2 separate regions of the Homo sapiens genome follow, and region 1 is linked to region 2. Evidence: chromatin contacts called from ENCODE POLR2A ChIA-PET data. All regions are on one chromosome and are shown on one strand. Each heading gives the region's core, a stretch centred on a gene start or an enhancer-like site at or near the end of the contact. The rest is flanking DNA. Distances are from core to core; before and after follow the strand shown. Region 1 holds the start of SLC60A1-AS1 (SLC60A1 antisense RNA 1). Region 2 holds the start of CDK18 (cyclin dependent kinase 18).

Region 1 (5,783 bases), core at 1,740-4,239, 65 kb after region 2:
TCAGACCCCACTCAAAAGTCACCTCTTCCATGAAGCCTTCCCAGGCAGAATTAGACACTTAGCTCTCCAGGCCCTCAAACCACCCCATTACAGAAGGTACCTCACTGCTGCACAGTTGGCCCCCTGTCTCTGTGGGTTCTGCATTTGTAAATTCAACCAACTGCAAATCGAAAATATTTGGGAAAAAAATTCATCTGTACTGAACATGTACAGACTTTTTTCTTGTCGTTATTCCCTAAACAATACAGTATAACAACTATTTACATAGCATTTACAGTGTATTAGGTATTATAAGTAATCCAGAGATGATTTAAAGTATACAGGCCTATGGATGTAGGTTATATGCAAATACTATGCCATTTTATATCAGGGACTTGAGCACCTTCAGATATTGGTATCTATCGTTTCTCAGCCTTTTGGCAAGACCAAGTGTAGTATCTGTTCTTATCAGATATTGGTATCTGCAGGCACTCCTGGAACCAATCCCCCCACGGGATATGGGATATGGAGAGACAACTGTAACTTGTTTCCATATCTGCTTATCTCAACCAGAGGACCTTGTACAGTACCAGAACCCAATAGGTCTTTGACTATGAAGAGGCTGAGTACTGTATTCACGGTGGAATGCCTCCCTTTATTTTTACTTACTTTTTATTTTTACTTTTTACCATTTTAATCAAGTATAACTTACACACAAAAATGCACAAATCTTAAATCTACAGACCAATAAGTTTTTACATATATTTACACCTGTGTAACTACCACCTAGATCAAGCTTCAGAATGCTTCCAGCATCCCAGGCACTGGGGGCTACCTCATTGTGGCAGGGTCATTTGTTACTGTGGCTAGAGGAGCTGAGCCAGCAAGGTGCTGTAGTTGGGGAACGCCATTTAGGGAAATTATGGAAGGATTTCAGGTGTTTGGGCTAGAGAAGCAAAATCATTAGGGCAAGGTCATTTTGGGTGTGAAGGACTTACATGACAGAGCAATTAGATTTGTTCTGTGTGGGGCCGTGGGGAGCAGTTACAGGGCGAAGCATTTCAATTTTGCCTAAGACCATTTCTACAACCAGAGCTCATCCACACTGCAAGCAGAGCCCCTAGGAATATGCAAGGTCCCCAGCACTAGAGGTGTCAGTCAAGAACAGGACTGGCAAGCATTCAAAGGCAGTTATGGGGAGGGGATAGGGGACTCAATTGGAGGCTATTCCTTCCAATTCTGAGCTTCTATGGTTCCTGGAGTTCTGTGATAGTGGCAGAGAAGACTCAGTCAAAAACTTGTGGTTATGATTTGTTTGGTGTTTTTTCTTTTTTTTTCCCCCAGAGGGTAGCTTTTCAGTTTATTACAATTACTGTGCAGGCCCCCCATCATCACTATCGAATAAGTACTTGTCATTACCCACAGAGTGATGAGCCAGAGGGACCCTGGGGCTCCCCCTTCTCTGGGGCTCACTGTCCAAGAAGGGATAGGGCAGATGCAGGGGTGCGGCTATGAGATGGGACCAGTACCTGCAAGAGAAATTGGTTGCCCCACCTCATGCCAAGTTGTCTTGGGGACACCCGCCCACATACCTCCTCAGTCTTTTCAGCCCTGGTCCCCCTGGTGGGCCAGTGGAAATGATGTCATGGCTCCTGTCATTACCAGAAGACCTGGGCAGAGGGGACACCGCAGGGCCTTACTGTTCTGCCTCCAGGGGCCAGATCCTGGCTCCCTTAGGAGCGGGAACACACAGAACCCACCAGCCAGCCCGAGGCCACCTAATGAAGGGACAGCCTAGGTCAGCTGCAGGCTCCTCGAAGGACACCCAGTCTAGAGAATAATCAACCCCTACTCACTGCCAGGGATTTATCCATGGAAGAAAGAATTTTCCCCAGAACTCTTTTTAAATTTTTTTTTCTAGGAGATTATTTCAGAATTCCTCCCGGGGTTCCTCCAGGACGCGGCCCTTCCCTCTCTGCCCTCCTCCAACTAGTTAGAAGGAGAGAGAGAGAGTCAGCATAGACCAGCGTCATCCTCCTCCTTCCCGCACCTGGCCAGGTGGGGAGGAGGGCCTCATCTCAGGCCCTTCCAGGGAGCTTAGTGTGAGGAAGATGTTGAGTTTCTAGGGTTCTCCTTCTAAAGGGCAATGTGATTAACCTCTTGGGGTTCTAATGAAAGCCATGCACGAATACTCTCCCAAGGAGAAACATATGTACAACAAGATTTTGCCTTCTGTTCTGGGGGAAAGGGGGGTGCCGTTAGACCCTCGAAGTCCATCTGTGAAGCGCCTAGGTTTAAAGGGGTCCGGGTTTCCTCCACTGCCACAGCCCGGGTGCGGGGAGAGGGCCCCTAGCCTTATCCGGAGATACAGGATGTCTCGGGCTCTCCATCTGCCGGGCTCTAAAATGGGCGCTCGGTCCCTGGGGGCTGCATCCGGAGGCTGGGGGGACTGGTCGAGGGAGAGCGGGCGGGGGGCAGCGCGGCTCCCGGTTGGTCTCCGCAGCCGGGGGAGGGCGAGCATGTGCGCTCGGGTAGGAGGGGGAGGCCGGCGCCTGGCACCGCACGGGGAAGGCGCGGGAGCGGACGCACTGCCCACCCGCCGCAGAGGCGCCCCCGCCGCCGCCCGGGCCCAAGGGCGGGGCCCCTCGCTGGGGCGGCCCCTCCCCGCCCCTCCCTCCCCGCCGCGGGCCTCCCCAGCCCGGCCGGCCCTCCCGCGGGCGGCACTCGGGCACCGGGCTCGCCGGGACCAGATCCGCGAGCCCGTCAGCCTGCGCCATGGGCTGCGACGGCCGCGTGTCGGGGCTGCTCCGCCGCAACCTGCAGCCCACGCTCACCTACTGGAGCGTCTTCTTCAGCTTCGGCCTGTGCATCGCCTTCCTGGGGCCCACGCTGCTGGACCTGCGCTGTCAGACGCACAGCTCGCTGCCCCAGATCTCCTGGGTCTTCTTCTCGCAGCAGCTCTGCCTCCTGCTGGGCAGCGCCCTCGGGGGCGTCTTCAAAAGGACGTGAGTGCCGCGCCCGTGCGCCCCCGCCCCGCGGCCCCCGGCACCCACCCTCGCCGGGCCGACCCTTCCCTCCCGCCCCGCGACCCGGCCTCTCCCCCGGCCCCGTGGGGCTGCCCGTCGCCCCCGCCTCCCGGCCGCGACCACCCCTCCCAGCTCCATCTTGGCCGAAGAGCTGCCTCCCTCCCTCCCTCCCTCCCCCGCAGCTCTCCCTGGAAAACTCTCTCCAGAGACTGAAGGTGACTTCTGGCTTATTTATTTGTCATCACTCATCCCTGTGAGAGGATAAAACCAGTTCCCACCTGCTTCCCCCACCCACCGCCCCGTGGGGAGAGGAGTGATAGAGTTTGCAGAGGTGGGGAGGGTGCCCCTCTTACACAGCTCCTCTGGGGTTTGTCAGTAGCCCCGGCTGCCGGGGGCGGGATTGGCAGTGAGGTGGAAGGACCGTGGGAGGGCCAGCTCTGTGGCGGTGCAGGGTGCTGGAGGTGGCCTGCGGCTTGACTGATTCCCAGGGCCAGGCTCCACTGTAGGCAGCTCCACATCAGCTAACACAGGCTGTCCCTTCCCCCGGGTAGCCACGGGGTTTAGTGGGTTCTGTGTAGCCCTCCTCCTGAGGCAGCCAGAACATGGTTCCTGCATGGGCCCCCGAGACACACAGGACCTCACCGTTAAGGCCAGGTTGGGAGGGGCAGGGCACTTTACCCATAGCTTGGTAAGGTGACTCTCCAGCCCTGGTGCCAAGGTTCCCCTCCACTCCCCACCCACCTCATCCTACTCCTGCTGGGCCTCTGCCCCACGACAGGGCTCTGGACTCTCCCTGGCACCACCCCCAGAAATCCCCCTTTGACACTATTGCAGAGCCTTATTCTCTCGGCTTAAATTGGACAGGGCCACCTCCGGGCTCCCTTGTGGAAAGACAGCCAGATTCACTCTCCCAGTGCAGCATGGAAAACAGAGACCCATAATAGAATAGGGAATAGATGACTTGCAAGCCAGAGGCTGCTGCTTGATTTCCCCAGTCCCAGCTCCTGGCTGAGTGGTTTCCTAGATCCCATGGACTCAGTCGAGCAAGCAGCCGGCCTGGAGAAAAAACCGCAGTTGGGCTATCCCAGAGAAACCTCTGGAGGGGCCGTTCTGGGCTGTGGTCATGCCCTTTGGCTTAACGCCTACAGGTGTTCGTGAGGGCAGGTGTTTCCATCCACCTTGCTTCCAGAGCTGGTGGAAGGAGCACAGGTGTCAGTACAGATGGACCCCACTTTAAGCCTTAAAAACATGACCAATTTTGGAAGCGATTATCCCCATTTTCCCCAAATCTTCTTGTAAACCAAATTATTCTCTTCTTAAAAAGCAAGTCTCCTTGTGTACACCAGTGTTTTGTGGGTGTGGTACAGGATTGGAATATACAGAAGATTCAGAAAATCTTAAGGACAAGCTCAAGATTCATTCTGCCTAGAGGTTTAATTAGAAACTAAGATAAAGTATCTGTGGCTAGCACAGGTTTTTTGGTTTTAAGTACTTTGACTTACAAAAGCTCCTTTACCTGGAACTTTTAAAGAAAATATGTAGTGCAAAGAACACGGAGGGGAAGGAGGATAATTTGAAATGACAGGTTGGCAGGGCAGGGTTTGTGAAGCCAGCAGAGATGCACACCCACCCAGCTGGGCCATCTCTTCCTGGGTAGTTTTGTATCTTCCTCAGCACTGCTTACCCAACAGGGGGCTCTGAACAGGCAGCAGAGAGAACCCTGCAGCAGGAACTGGCTCACAGAAGAGAAAAAAAATCATGGTAACAATGATAACTAACTTTATTCTGCACTTACTGTGTGCCAGGCACTATTCATAGTACTTCACATGTATCAGCCCATTTAATCTTCACAACCACCTTGCGAAGTAGTACTGTTATCTCCATTTTATGCATAAGGAAGTGGAGGCACAGAGAGGTTAAGAAACTTGGCCCACATCACATGGTTGTTAAGAAGAGGCCTAGACAGAATTTGAACCCAGGTGTTGTCTCTAAGACAGATACTTAGGCAATCCCTCTTGCTTTGTGAGTCATCAGTGTAAACTCTGCAGATCAGGCACAGGTTTGGGATGAGTAGCCCTAAGGATGCTCATGGGCTGGGTATTCCTGAGCTCTGACAACTTCTGGGAATGTAATGGTGGCCCTCTGGGGCTTCCTGCTGGGATCTTTTTGGGGTGGGGTAGATCCTATCAGTGGTTGAGGTTTAAATTCTGAACCTCAGTCCTCCCACCCCCAAGACAAAATGCCATGAAGAACTCTTTCCTTTGGTTAAGAGCAAAGCAGATATACAGTGGAAACAGAGGGATGTCCAGGGGTGGCCTTGAGTGTAGGCGACAGTCTCCCACCACCTTGCTGACTCTGGGCAGCTCTCATCACAGTCTCCCATCCCCCCAGCCAGAAGCTCCACCAGCCCTGCAACAAAGCTTTAAAGCTGGATTCTGTGGGACCATGTCTCAGTTAAAATGCAATACCCCTGCAAGCAAGTGCTTTGCAGCTTAAGTGATTACCAGCTAACGCTCTCACTTGGTTTATACTTGTGAGTGGGGGATTGCTTTAACAAATCTGTGAGAGCCAGCTGTTGCGGGGGAGTGGGGGAAAGTTTAGGATGACACATGGGAGAGGATAGTTGGGGGCAGTGTCTTTCTCGTGGGTTCCTACTCAGGTCCTGCCTACTGCTGGGCCCAGACTGAGGGCACAGGCAGAATGGGGCTTGTGGATGCCTCCATAGGGATGTGCTTTGGGAGGACTACGTGTGGAAGGTGGAGAGCCTTGGCTATTGGA
Region 2 (5,710 bases), core at 3,190-5,689:
TGTACTTTCACCACAAATAGCGAAGGGAGGATATGACACTTGGTGAAGTGATAAAGCAGAAAGTCCCAGGCTCTCTGCTGGAATCACACTGCTACAGGTAAATGATATTTTTCTCCTAATCATCCCCACTTCTCATAAATCACTGGAAAACAATGGCCTAGGTTTAGCCAGAGGAGGAGTAAGAATTGGCTCAGTCTAGCCAAGTCCTGCTGTCCCAATGACTCACAGACCTCTAACTAGCTAGGCCATAATGGGTCAGTCCATCTTCAGGTCTCTGCTGCCAATCTCCCTCCTGCCTGCCAAGGGCAGGCTGTTGAGGTGAGTTTCTCTGTTCTCACTTAGCTTCTCATTTCTCATGTCTTTACTTGATTCCTGGAACCCTAAAAAGGGCCCTCTGGACAAACACTAATGATCTCATACACATGCAGGTCGTTCTACAGTGTGCAAAGCACTTTCACAGTCACCTTTGCATTTAGTTCTCCCATCCTGAAAGATAGGTATTCACACTATTCCCCTTTTGCTATAGAGGAAAACAGAGGCCCAGAGAAACAAAGTGATTTCTGCACCTTAGGGGCGGAGTCAAGTCTCCGGCCTCCCAAATGTCCCTGCAGTGCTTTCAGAGACTGTGCCTGCTCGGATATAGGGCCAGAGGGGAAGGGAGCCCCTGACAATGTGCAGAAAAGAGATTCTCTGTTGGCTGAACTCTCCCTGTCTGGATGCTGTGCCTCCCAGGGGAAAGTGGGGCGGGCTTGAACTTTGGTTTTTCAGATGCTATTCAAATGCACTGCCCACACAGTCTGCGAGGGAGAGCTGTTTCCAGCTTCCCTGCTCAGCCCTCAGGCACCCAGGGACGCCTGTCCTATCTGCAGAGCAGTGGCATGTCACTGGCAGCGAGGAGGAGACAGGAGCAGAGTGGGCAGTGGGCTGAGCTGCTGCTGGGGCCACCATTGTCATGCTGCTCAGGCCTGCCAGCATTACACTGCTACATGGCTAGGGTGACCAGGGCCTCCCGGGGATGCCACAGATCCATTAGACTAGCAGAGGGGAAGGGGGCTGCAGGACCCACAGGGGATGGGCCCCAGGGGCTGGGGTGCCAGGGAAACCCCCAGCTGAGGGTCTGTTGTCTGTCCCTCTGCAAGGAGGGAGTTAATGGGCTGCAGAAAAGAGAAACAGCATTGATTGGGTGCCAAGTTTACATCCTATTGAAACCTCACAACAGCCCCATGAGAGAGGGACTATTACCATCTCCATGTTATGGACAGGAAAGGAAGTCAGATATGTCAGTAACTGCCCAAGGTCACACAGTTTACATGGCTTTAAAGCTCAAAGTATTGCTTGGTAAGGCAGCAGGGAAGGAGCCCCTCCTTAGTGGAAGTCCTAGGTAGTGCTGCTTCTACTGTGTTTGGCTTATTGCAAGATGCACAGAAAGAAAGTTGGCATCGGAGGGCAGGGGACACCAAGGGGTTCAGAGGGAATTTTTGAAATGGTACAGATGAGAAGCAGAAAAATTAGGCTGACCCAAAGAGCACACATACACAGGCCACTGATGTGTATGACTGGGTATCATGGACTCCCTATCCAGCTAGTAAGCCCTGCCCAGGGTCACTCTTATCTGGTTCCCCCCTCCCACCTCCCATCTGCACTTGCCCTTTCCTGGGGTGGCCAAAGCTTGTTGTGCCATTCTCTGGGCTCCATATAGATGCCCACCTGCAGTTCATCCTCTTCCTTCAACCCTGAGAACCAAGACGATGCTTCAAAACTGAAGCTTTCAGAGATTCTGAAGCAATCCCATGTGGTGGTGGTGGGGCAGGGGGTGATGTGACAGGCTCTGAGCAGGTGGCTGGCCCTACATCATTTCAGCTGTCATCTCTCCTCTGTGGAGCTGTCCCAAATTCTCTTGGGCAGAGTTAAGGGCTTCTTCCTCTGCTCAGCCCATATTGCCTTGGTAGGTGACTGCCTCTGCATATCTTTCTCCACCTGAACAGTGAACTACATGAGAATAGGAACTGAGACTTAAAATCATCTATCCAATGCAAGGATCCAGTATAGTCCTTGTCACATAGCAGGTGTTCAATAAATGTTTGTTGAATGCATGAATGATGGTAATTATATTTACTATCTATTGAGTTCTCCATTATGAGCCAAGTCCTATGCCAGGCCCTTAGCATACATTACCCTAATATGTACAACAACCATACAAGATTGATTTTAGCAACTTTGTTCTACAGATGGCCTCAGAAAGCTTAGTTCGCTTGCCCAAGTTCACAGAGCAATCTAAGGAGGTGCTGGGAATCAAGGCTCACTTAAGAAGCTCCAAGGTCCCACTCAGCCTATCACATCAGTGCTTCTAATCTTGACACTGTTGGCTCCCTTATCTTCTAGAATCCAATAGTCACAAGGCTCCATGACCCTGTCTCCTACCTATCTCTCAAATCAGTTCCCTCCTCTCCTCCCTGCTGCCGCTGTGTGGTCTAAGCTCATTCTCATTTTCCACTAGGATCAGCCTCCACGTTGGGGGTCTTCAGGACCCAGCACCTGCCTGCCTCTACAGTGTCACCTCCACCCCAGACTTTAAGTTCTGACCTCATGGAACTGTGGGTCCATATTCTGTCACCCCTGCACTCTGCACAAGGGATTACCCCTCCTGGAAAAAACAGGGAAAATCCTTCCTCCTCTCTCTTGTCCCCTCATCCTGTAACCCTCACCTCAAGCAGAATAGCTCCTCCCAGGCATCCGTAACACTAAGCCTCCTCCTATAGCATCCTAACTGTTTGCTTCCCTGCCGCATTACACCAAGAGCTTCTTGAAGGCAGGGACTGGGTTATACTCATCTTATGTGCCCAGAGCCCTGGCTATCATTTGGCACATAAGAGATGTTGAGAAAGTGTTTGTGGAGACCTCTTGACTTCACCCCCCTAGTTCCTTGAAATTCTACCCTTTGGCCCCACTCTCTCTAATCCGCCAGTAAACAGTTCCTTGGCCATAGTCCTTCTCCCTTTCCCTCCCTGCCCCTTCCAAACCTCTTTATGGCCTCCTGCTCCCCAGGCTTCTCACCATCCACTGGACTACAGAGCCAGGAGGTTGCTGCACACCTAAAGGCTCTGGATCCATGCACCCCGACAACACTTGGCAGTTTCATTTTTAGGAAGTGCTGTGCCCAGGAAATCTGCATGCCTTGGCAGAGAAAGCGAGGTAAAAAAAAAAAAAAGAGTTGGGAGGCCCTCTGTGAGATGTCAACTACCCACAGGTCACTTTCATGCATGGGCCCAGTGTCTTCCTTCATTCTCCTGTCTCCAGCTGACAGTGGGACCTCAGGCCCATGTCTTCCAGAAGGAAACTGTTCTATTCTCAACAACTCACAGTCCCCAGGGAAAGGGTTCAGGTAGAAGCACATGTACACTGTGGAGCACCCCCTCCTAAGGAGACTTTCCCTGTGGGAGACCCCAGACTGCAGCAGCCAAGCCCTCTGGTAGGGCAGGGGACACAGACTGCCTTGATGAGGTGCCATAGAGCCAAGGCACACCTCCTCTCCTCACAGCCCTCAGGAGGAAGCAGAGATGAGAGGGGCCTGGCGGTGGGGCACTGTGCCCTTCACCCCCATCCCCAGATTTTTGTTTTGTTTTTTTTTTTGATCCTTGAAGTCAGATGATGTGGGTGCAATGGCCATTGGCCTGAGTTCTAATCATGGCTCGCCATGAACTCTTGTGGCACTTTAGGCCAGTTCAATTGCTTTGCTGGGCCTCAGTTTCCCCTTCTGTAAAATGAGAGTGCCACTAGCTGAACTAGCCATTCTGTAACCCTTCTTGGATGATTCTCAAATATCCTGTGGAGTTTAATTCCAAAAGGACAAGTTGAATTATCCTTCGGGGAGGGAAATGTGAATGATGGCTGGTAACAAGGGCTTCATTCAGGTCCTGGAGAGGTGGGAACTTTGTCCGGAAAGGTAAGTGACAAGTCCCACTGGATAGGGTAGAAGGGGAGCCCGAGGGCTACTATTGTCAAGAAAATGACCACCAAAATCTGTCCATGCACATTCGTTCCTAGGGCGCCAGGTACAGGGAGGTACCTAGGAGAGGTAGGAGCACCGCTTTTAGAGACAGGCAGGCACTCTCAGTGTACCCCTGGCGCCTTGGTGTCCTGGGGTGATCCAGTCCAGAAGGCCTCATCCCCTAGCCAAGGCTCTCAGGGCCGGTTTTAGAAACGAAACAGGAAGAGGCACTTGGACCCTGGTTCCCAGAGTGGGAGAAAGGGGTGGGCACCCGGGCAGAGGGAGCCCTGGGGATTGGTAGCGGCTGTGGGCAGGGCGGGAGGGCCGGGGGCGGAGTCAACTTGTACATGTGAAAAACTCTGGCGGGGGCCGGGCATTTTCCTTCCTCCTCCTCCTCCTCCTCCTCCTCCCTCCTCTTCCCCACCTTCCTCCACTCCCTCCCTTCCCCTCCCCTTCTACCTCCTCCTCGGCCAGCTCAGGTTGCAGCTTCTCTGGGGAACTGCTCACCTTTCCGGAGCAGGGGAAGCTGCCCCGTGCCCGGGAGGGAGCGGGCGCACCGCGGCCCCCAGGACACGCGCTGTGAGTCCCGCGGGCGGTGCGCCTGGGAGGAAGGGGGAGGTCGGAGGAGCGGGCACCGCGGCGCCGGGTATAAGGAGCAAAGGTAAGCGGAACGGCTCTTAAAGGCGCAGTTTTGCTTTTGCCCTGAGGCGAGAGGTTGGAGGGAAATACCGGAGCGGCGAGGGGAGAGCAGAGATCACGAGGCGTGATCTGTGTGATACTGTGTTGTGTGTTGAGGGGTGGGGGGTGCCCTCGAAAGGCCACTCGTAAGTTCCAGGTGCTTGAGAGGGAGGGTTATTTTGCAATCTCAGACCCCGCGCCCCCTTAGGGAGTCTCCATCTGGGATCACTTTGGCCCCTGGGCTCCCGTCTGAACCCTACAAAGCAAAGTTTTCCACCCAGTCCGGAACCAGGCGCTTTCTAAGCTCCCTTCATTCTGGGAAGGGCAAGGGTCAGGAGTCTCCAGGGACCAAAGGACCCGAGAGTGTGGGGCCACATCGCTGCCTTGAAGGGCTTCCTGGGCTCTGGTGAACTTTCCAGAGCGGCAGGCAGGGGGTGGGAGGCCGGAGCCCTGGGAAGAACGTGGAAGGACACGTGAAGCCCTGCAGGTCCCAGTTCTGGGGGAGGCAGGGGTCTGGGGAATGCTGCTGCTTCTCTCTTTCCACCCCGGAAGACCAAAGGGGCAGTGCCCCCCTCCACCCCTCATCAACAGGCGACAGAGGGTTAATGCAGCAGAGGGAAAGGAGGCTGGGTGGGGCCGGGGGGAGTGGGCGGTGACCTGTTGGGCTAAGGAGATGTGCCTTGAGGATTCTGCTGTAGTTGAGGGACACCATCAGGAATCTGAAATCCAAAATCGGGTCTGGACTGGAGGCCTCTGTTTTCGCCCTGTGGGGGGCGGGGATTCCCTGAAGGTGTCTGCAGACCTTGTGCTGGGTGGGAGTTGGGCTGCAGAAACAGTGAGGGGTTTTCTGTGCTGCAGGGTCAGCACCCTCCTAGGCACCAGCCCTGCCTCTCTTCATTCTCTCTGGGCACCTCCCGGCAGTCGGGGTGGGAGGATTGACACTGTGGGAGTGAGAGGCCCTGGAACCTCTTCCGCGCTATCTGCTACTGTCTCCCCTTCTTCCCCACCCCTAGCCCAGCCCTCGGCAGTTCCCCAGCTGTAGCC

The links. ChIA-PET counts read pairs that join two places held with the same protein, here RNA polymerase II (POLR2A).
Region 1: POLR2A ChIA-PET joins it to region 2 with 19 read pairs in PC-9. The contact joins the promoter of SLC60A1-AS1 here to the promoter of CDK18 in region 2. POLR2A ChIA-PET finds 5 or more read pairs at or near these places in 2 of 52 experiments (BJ and PC-9).

Annotation. Positions count from the first base shown.
Region 1 is chr1:205,566,316-205,572,098 of GRCh38, forward strand. SLC60A1-AS1 (SLC60A1 antisense RNA 1) reads right to left here and starts at 2,990. Exons shown (of 4, transcript NR_152721.1): 1 at 2,814-2,990. SLC60A1 (solute carrier family 60 member 1) reads left to right here and starts at 2,699. Exons shown (of 10, transcript NM_181644.5): 1 at 2,699-2,984. The coding sequence starts at 2,755. It also overlaps the pseudogene RNU2-19P. RefSeq lists enhancers at 2,980-3,529, 3,530-4,078.
Region 2 is chr1:205,500,230-205,505,939 of GRCh38, forward strand. It overlaps CDK18 (cyclin dependent kinase 18), which reads left to right and starts at 4,440. Exons shown (of 16, transcript NM_212502.3): 1 at 4,440-4,567.